Regions from separate parts of the Homo sapiens genome. Here region 2 is linked to region 1. The links are chromatin loops, found by intact Hi-C in ENCODE. Cell type or tissue: Caco-2. All regions are shown on one strand. Each heading gives the region's core, and the rest is flanking DNA. Links, peaks and the distances in the headings are about the cores only. Region 1 overlaps LPAR1 (lysophosphatidic acid receptor 1). Region 2 overlaps LPAR1 (lysophosphatidic acid receptor 1).

The links. Peaks named below come from ENCODE experiments on the same cell type or tissue, not always from the same donor. Only the 100,000 strongest peaks of a DNase experiment are listed, where the experiment ranks them.
Region 2: it touches region 1 in a loop (6-fold over the local background); 1 of 110 quality-filtered maps calls a loop at or near these places.

Annotation. Positions count from the first base shown.
Region 1 is chr9:110,910,182-110,914,580 of GRCh38, reverse strand. The region is part of intron 5 of LPAR1 (lysophosphatidic acid receptor 1); the gene reads left to right. Among named protein-coding and RNA genes, the nearest start is that of LPAR1, 130 kb to the left of the region's middle. In Caco-2, for the core only: no CTCF peak of the experiment used is centred there; no DNase peak of the experiment used is centred there.
Region 2 is chr9:110,967,638-110,972,036 of GRCh38, reverse strand. All of the region lies in intron 4 of LPAR1 (lysophosphatidic acid receptor 1), which reads left to right. Among named protein-coding and RNA genes, the nearest start is that of LPAR1, 69 kb to the left of the region's middle. In Caco-2, for the core only: no CTCF peak of the experiment used is centred there; DNase peaks (open chromatin) are centred at 616 and 1,766.

The DNA.
Region 1 (4,399 bases), core at 171-4,170:
GATATAGTTTGGCTGGGTCCCCACCCAAATCTCTTCTTGAATTGTAGCTCCTATAATTCCCATGTGTTGTGGGAGGGACCTGGTGGGAGTTAATTGAATCATGGGGGTGGGTCTTTCCCGTGCTGTTCTGGTGGTAGTGAATAAGTCTCATGAGACCTGATGGTTTTACAGGGGGAAACCCCTTTCACTTGGCTCTCATTCTCCCTCTTGCTTGCCGCCATGTAAGATGTACCTTTTGCCTTCCACCATGATTGTGAGGCCTCCCCAGCCATGTGGAACTGTGAGTTCATTAAACCTCTTTTTCTTTATAAATTATCCAGTCTCAGGTATGTCTTTATTAGCAGTATGAAAACAGATTAACACAAAGACATTTGTGTACACAGTGATAAAATGGTTTAAAAGTTAGGGAGACAGCTACATAAGACAAAGGGAAACAGGATTAGAATCAGGCAAAGGAGTTTGTAAGTTCTTGGGTGTGGAGCTTGCTTTCTCCTGGGAAGAGTTGCCTTTTGAGATGCTGTCATCCTTTGAGGACAGGAACCAAAGGAAAAAAGCAATGAGGGAACTTCTTTTTGTCCCAAATCGCCTGCCAAAAATAAGTCAGTGATGCTTGTCAAGCTTGGACGTGTCTTGTTCATACAGTCTGGTAATAGCCAGCTTTCTTGTGGAAAAATATAGCAGGCACCCATTGAACTTCTTAGATGTTCTCTCCTCTTTGAGCATGTAACCTTTCATCTACATTCTACAAAATAGCCACTTTGATCTTCCTACTCAACAATTTAAATGGATCCCCACTGCCTAAGAAGGAAAGCAGAAATCTCTTACCCTAATGTTCTCGTCCTTCCAAAATCACATTGCAGCCTGTCCTTTAGTCTTATTTTCCATAACTCCACTTCACTTGGTTTGTTCCATTCAGAATGTGCTTTTTGTTTGTGGGCATACTTAATTAGGCTTATCTGCTGGTCTACTCTGATTATTACATAGTTTTGTAATATCTAAAGCTAAAAATGGATATATATATATATACTTATTAAAATGAACTTGATACACATGTGTGTGTACATATACATATATATATAAATACCTTTCATCAATACTTTTGCAAAACTTTCATTTAGAGACTTTTAGAAACAAATTGTGTGTATGTATATTATGACAGGTTGGCACTGATTTTAATTTCTTTTAGGATAATGAACCTTTCTGATTTGGCTGACTTGTAGTAGTGGTAAATACTACCTGTTGGAAACCTGTATTTAATCTAACAGATGCTCTAAAAGTCTGTACTTTCTATGCAGCATGGTCTGGCAGAAAAACACTTTTGGAGTCAGACAGCTCAACGCCTCAGTTATGTAAACAAGAGGTATCTACGTAGATACATAGCTAGATTCCTAGATAGATGGTATCTATTATATCCCAGATGGTTTTCTAGGTCAGGGAATATACTGGAAGATCTGGATTTGAATACAGACTTCAGTTTGAATGGAGCTTGACAAGTCAATTACTTTCAAGTTTAAGTTCCTCCTCTGGGAAATAGCACAAATAGCACACATGACACCACTTCATAGGATGTGCTAAAGAGTAACTGGCTTAATGCTGTTAACCTCCCAACCTTGTTCGTATGACAGTGCTTTCTGAGGCTGAAAATCTGATCTTCCCAGGTTTGACCAGTTGCTCTGTTTAGCTAAGGTCAGCCTGTTTATTATTTGGGACAGTCCCAAGAGAGGCAAGATTAGCATCCTTTGAACTGAAAGGAACCCTTCTCATCTGGAGGGTGAAGAAGGAAGAACAGAATGTCCTGGTGGCATTTAGAATGGAATCTCTAGCCCTTCTCCTTGGACACTGTTTGCGTCATGAAAAAAACTGTAATATGGAGACGCTGTCTCCAGCAAGAAATTTATGGCTATATTTCAATAGTTTGTTCAAATTTAGACCATGCCAGCTTCTATAGTTGATGAAAGCCTGAATATCCAAACACTATCTCCATTAATAAAATCTCAATGTTCCCAGAATGACGAATGTCTGAAAACGGGTTTTATTGTGAAAGGAGAAGCTCATTTGGTGTTTCCTCTTCTCTCTTTGCTTTTAGAAGAAAAAAATGAGAAAACTCTGTAGTCAGCCAAAAGGTCTTTGCCCCCTACTAATTCTTTTTTTAAAACTGTCATGAGAAGATAAGAGTTTTAAAGTTTTGTATTCTATCTCTGGGTCAGGGATCAAATATTTGCATTTGTAAAGAAATCAGAATTGTCTTTGAGAGGTGGAGATTCCTGGCAATGTTCAAGCTCACAAGTTGCACAATTCTGTAATGTGAAGTACTTCTAGTCACCTCGATGATGGAGAGGGTCACAGCAAAGAGATCTGGCCACATGGGTGGTCAAAAGTAGGATGTGCTTAGAAAGAAGTTGTTTTTCTTTCCATTTTCTATTATTAAGTATTTAAAAACTGTGATGTAGTCACACTGTTTCTGCATTGATACTGTGCTTTCCTTTCTCCCTCCCACAGCCCTCAGTAACCCAGACGTTTATTCTTCTATCTACCTACCTTCACTTCCTATCACCCAAGGGTTTCTGCCTTTTAGGTTTTCTTTAGACTGAGATACTGTCTCCCTAGCCTTTCTGCTTTCCGGCTGGCCGTTAAAACAATCACCCAGCCCTTTTCTGTATTATAAGTGTTAATTCTGATCTCAGTTGGGAAATAGGCATATGGGAAAGATACAGGCATACCTTGGAGATATTGCAGATTTGGTTCCAGACCACTGCAATAGAGCAAATATTGCAATAAAGTGAGTCACACAAATTTTTTGGTTTCCTGGTTCATATGATAGTTATGTTTGTAATATAGTCTATTAAATGTGCAATAGTAGTATGTCTTAAAAAAGTATGTGCATACCTTAATTTAAAAACAGCTTATTTCTTTAAAAATGCTAACAGTCATCTGAGCCTTAAGTCATAATCTTTTGAAAATATTTTTTCTTAAATTAAAAAAATTAAAGTATCTTAAGTCTGCTTCTTAATTTTTTTTTCAAATCCTCCACTATTTTTTTAGATAGGATCTTCCTCTGTCACCCAGGCTGGAGTGCAGTGGCACAGTCTTGGTGCATTGTAGCCTCTACTTCCCAGGCTGAAGCAATCCTCCCACCTCAGCCTCCCAAGTAGCTGGGCCACAGGTGTGAACCACCATGCCTGGCTTTTGTATTTTGGGTAGAAATGACATCTCGCTATGTTGCCCAGGCTTGTCTCAAACTCCTGGGCTCAAGCAATCCACCTGCCTTGGTCTCTCAAAGTGCTGGGATTATAGGCGTGCACCACCATGCCCTGCACAGGTCATGATCTTTTTGCTGGTGGAAGGTCTGGCCTTGATGTTGATGGTTGCTGGCTGATGACAGTGGTGGTTGCTGAAGATTGGGGTGGCTGTGGCAATTTCTTAAAATGAGACAGTAATGAAGTTTGCCACGTTGATCGATTCTTCCTTTCACAAAAGATTTTTCAGTAGCATGTGATACTGTTTGATAGCATTTTACCTACAGTAAAACTTCTTTCAAAATCTGAGTCAATCCTCTCAAACCCTAATGCTGCTTTATCAACTAAGTTGATGGAATATTTTCAATCCTTTGTTGTCATTTCAACACTGACAACCAGAATATATTCTATCTCCAGAGACCACTTTCTTTGCTCCTCCATAAGAAGCAACTCTTCATCCATTAAAGTTTTATCATGAGATTGTAGCAATTTAGCTACATCTTCAGGTGCCACTTCTGACTCTTTCTCTTGCTCTTTCTCCCAAATCTGCAGCAACTTCCTCCACTGAAGTCTTGAACCCTTCAAAGTCATCCATGAGGGTTGGAATGAACTTCTTATAAACTCCTATTAATGTTGATATTTTGGCCTCCTACTATGAATCATGGATGTTCTTAATGGCATCTAGAATGGTGAATTCTTTCCAGAAAGTTTTCAACTAACTTTGCCAAGATCCATCAGAGAAATCACTATCTATGGCAGCTCTAGCTTTACAAAATATACTTATTAAATAAGACTTGAAAGTCAAAATTACTCCTTGATCCATGGGCTGCAGAATGGATATTGGGTTAGCAGTCATGAACACAACATTAATATCCCTGTACATGTCCATCAGAGCTCTTAGGCGACTAGGTACATTGTCAATGAGCAGTAATATTTTGAAAGGAATCTTTGTTTCTTAGCAGGTCTCAACAATGGGCTTAAAATATTCAGTAAGCCATGATATAAACAGATGTGTTATCCAAGCTTTGTTGTTCCATTTATAGACTACAGGCAGAGTAGATCTAGTATAATTCTTAAGGGCTGTAGGATTTTTGGAATGGTAAATGAGCACTGGCTTCTGCTTAAAGACACACCAGCCGCTTTATCCCCTAACAAGAGAGTCA
Region 2 (4,399 bases), core at 226-4,225, 57 kb before region 1:
GTAAGTTTGTCAAATATTTAAACTGGGTTTCAGGAAGTGTATTTGACTCTAGGGATCATGTATATCTCTCTCGCTATCATTTGGTGTGTATTCGAATAATGGTGCTTTTGTGAGTGAGGTGCCATTTCGTTCAGGAAGCAGCTGGAACAATGAACAAGTGATTTTAGTGAACTGGCCTCTGTTCATAGGAGGCCTTGGTTTTCAGTGCTTAGGATGTCTGACATTATAGGCATCAAACTCTAAATCAAAGTAAGTCAGTAGTAAACCCTGCTGCTTTTCCTCTCTTGGCTTTTTTGTGGGCCGGGGGGTGGGGTGGGGTTTAATGAAATATATCAGAATGGATCTAATTTTATAACAAGTTTTCTGAGGGCTGTCTTGTTGTCCTCCTCCTATACTTACTCTTTTGCCTTGATCTGTTCTAGGAACTTTGAAACAAAATGCAATTCCAGAAACTTCTGAGCAGCAATCGTATGAGTTATTTTTTTCTGTCCAGTGAAGAGCAGTAATACGGCAGGGACATGGTCTTTGTTCAGATGATTTTACAGCCTGATTTAATCAGGCATTGGCTGGACTCTTTCAGATTCACCAGGCAGCAGGGTACAATGTGGAAACAGACTTTGGAGTCATAAGGCCACAGTTCACATCCCTGCTCCTCTGATTGCAGGATAAAGAGCCCTAGTCATGCTAGCTTCTCTCAGCTTCAGTTTCCTCTCATGTAATCATTCCTCACATGATGGTTATATGGATAAAATGATGGTTCATATACATGAGGCATACAGAGGTGCTCAGCAAGTGTAGTTTCCCATTTACTCTTCATTTATCTTCTTTCTATAGTGTGACCTCCTTTCTTATTTGTGACAATCATTTTTTGGCCAACTTTATTTTTATTTATTTATTTTTTTGAGAGAGAGCCTTGCTCTGTTGCCCAGGCTGGAGTGTAGTGGCATGATCTTGGTTCACTGCAATCTCCACCTCCTGGGTTCAAGCGATTCTCCTGTCTCAGCTTCCTGAGTAGCTGAGATTACAGGCGCCCGCCACCACGCCCAGCTAATTTTTGTATTTTAGTAGAGATGGGGTTTCACCATGTTGGTCAGGCTGGTCTTGAACTCTTGACCTCAAATGATCCACCTGCCTTGGCCTCCCAAAGTGCTGGGATTACAAGCCTGAGCCACTGTGCCCGGCCTCGGGCAACTTTGAAGAAAAAAGCATACTTTCAAGAAAGAGCCATACTGATTGAAATTTGAACTTGATACAGAACGTTGTTCCACACTGTTTTTTTCAGTATGATTTTGCAGGCTATTCAATTTTGTATGTATTTTAAGTAGGGGTTTGTGTGTTTGTGAGAGAAGGAGAGAAGGAGGAGAGGGAAAAAGGAGAACAAGGGGCATTTTTCCCTCATATAGTATAGTGTTTTCTCCTCAACACCATTTGGGATGTCATCATTGTTATCAACCTTGGGATTTTATCATATGAATAAAGCCCTTTATTCATATCATATGAATAAAGAATAAAGTACTAAGGCCTTTAGTATTATTTTCCAGAATGTTTAGTGTTACCATCGTCATACGCATTCCTCTTTCTGGTAAGTGGACCATTGTCCTTTCAACACTTCATTTACTTTGGGTGTTTGGTTTCCCTTATCTTCAATAGACTTTTTTGGTGTCTGAGAGACTTGGAGAATGGGCAAAGAGATTTAGTGCCTGTTACCTGAGGTCACCATTTCAAAGTCCACTGCAGCTGTTCCCATGTAATGACTCTTCTTAGTCCTTTCGTGAAGTGAGTTAGGCTAGTGCGGGTTTTCTAGACAGGGCATTTCCACATCCCGGTTTGCTGCTGTCATCTTTCAGCATTTCCAACAGCATCTTCTTATCTATATATCTTCTCTGTTACACAAGCTCCTATCAGCTGGTGAGGAATAGAAATACCTCTAAATGACTCATTTAATTAAAATGTTTAACACTGCCCAAAGGAGAAAGAGGTTCTATTTCATACAATCACTGGGGGAAATGTGTACTCTCGTAAATTCTCTGTGGGAAAGTAAATTGGTACAGTCACTCTGGAGGGTAATTCAACAGTATCTATTAAAATTATACACTTCTGCACATGCCCTGCTCCTGTCTTGGAATCTACATTAGAAAACCACTCACACATGAGCCCAAGGAGTGTATAAGGAATGTATAAAGATATTCATTGAAGCATTGGTTGCAAACCAAGAAGTACAAAATTTTGTGAATATCCAATAGTAGAAAGACTTAATGAATTCAGGAATGTGGACATGATTGAAATACTATTCAGTCATTTTATTTATTTCTTTTTTTTTTTTCTGAGACAGAGTCTCATTCTATTGCCCAGGCTGGAGTGTAGTGGCACGATCTTGTCTCACTGCAACCTCCACCTTCTGGGTTCCAGCAATTCTCCTGCCTCAGCCTCCCAAGTAGCTAGGATTATAGGTGTGTGCCTCCATGCCTGGTTAATTTCTGTATTTTTAGTAGAGACGGGGTTTCACCATGTTGTCCAGGCTGGTCTCAAACTCCTGACCTCAGGTGATCTGCCCATCTTGGCCTCCCAAAGTTCTGGGATTACAGCCATGAGCCACTGCGCCCGACCACTATTCAGTAGTTTTAAAATGAGGATGTCTACACAGCTATATATTACTCCAAGATATCGTATGGAGGAAAAAGAAAGCAAGACGCAAAATAGTACTTATGGGAAGATACCATTAAAATTCTAAAACAAGACTGTGTATTTTTAGGGAGAAGTATATGGTACATTAATGGAAATGGATAATGAAAGTCCTAGAACATACATTCTTAACATAGTTATATTGCCCCAAGAGGACAAAAATTGGGTTTTGGGAGATGAAAAAAATCCCTCCAGAGCTTATACCTCTATCCAACAAAATCTTATTCCTTAGTATTTAGTTTTTTCTCATTAGAAAAAATTTAAATGTAATTAATTTTTCTCCTTAAGGATCACTAATGAGAAAAAAATATGGCCAAGAAACACTGGTTTCTTGAGGGAGGCACATAGGCTCACCAGTCACCCTGCTTCAATTTACTAATTACCTGAGCCTGAGGGGAAGGTATCCACCCTCTTAGTGCCTCTATTTCCTTACCCACGGAATGAGCATAGCATTAATGAAGCCAACCTGATAGGGTTATTTTAAGGCGGAAATGAAATAATTTCTATAAAGCTCAGAATAGTGCCTGGCACATATTCTGGGCACATATTGCCCAGTGCATATTAGCAAGCATTGTTATTATTGCTCAGCAAGCCTTGTGGCAGGGCTGGGGGATACAAGAATAAATAAGAGAAATAAGTTTTGCCCTGCCAGAGTTTACAGATATAGTGGGAGATACACAGATAAAACAAAAAGTTACAACGCTTTGTCACCCATGCAGGAATGCACAAATACAGGAAGTATGGGTGCTCTGGGAGGAAAGTGGAGACCCAAGAAAAGATTTAGAGGATCAGGGAAGGCTTCTTGAAGGAAGACCACTAGGCTGAGGACAAATTAATATGAGTTATTTTGGTAAAGGAGAAGAAAAAGCATAGGTGAATGTCAAGTGTCCCAAGGTATGTGTGTGTGTGAGAGAGAGAGAGAGAGAGGGAGCAAAGCATTTAGAATTTTGTTTTGGATGGTTGCACTACAGTGGGGCATGAGATTGTAAACAGTGATGTCCCTAGAGCCACCTATACCAACTCACAGAAGCAGATTGTTAAATTTTCAGGAATTTCGCGAGCCAATTGACTTCATGCCAGCAGCTTGAAATCAGCCACATGGAATAGTTATACTGCAGAAATCGGCAAGTGCTAGAATTAGCATAAATGGGTTAGGTTATAAAGTTGGAGATTTTACAGGGTCTTTCAAACCGTATTAATGAATTTAACATTGATCTTAAAAGAAGTCTTTGTTAGCTTAATGGTCCCAGCCTTTGAAATAGACCTGGGTTCAAGTTCTGACTTTCGATAATAGTTTTATTGAGCAAGTTTATTAATTAACCTTAACCAGGGTAGTTGCATTATTCTCACCGTATTTTGGGAATAGTGGCAGCCTCTGATGGTTGGGGAACTAAGCCCACGGGGAAGGAGTCAGCTATACACTGGGACATTAGGTCATAGAGATAGATAGCTTCTTCTGGAGAGATGCAGACCATTGGGTCACTTGGTTCCCAGGATCCTTTGGCCAATGATGGGCCTCCTAATTATATGTCAATTCCTCACATGTAATTTGTACAGTGAAATTTAGTCCAAGGCTGACTTGCCCTTGCCCCGAAGCTTCTACTGATGTCTTCTCTCTTATTATCAGTTTTGCCCAAGTTCAAAGAAGGTAAAAATAATTTAGATATAGCATCTTCTTAGGCAAGCATAATAAGCAGCTCACTCAGTCACCTTAGCC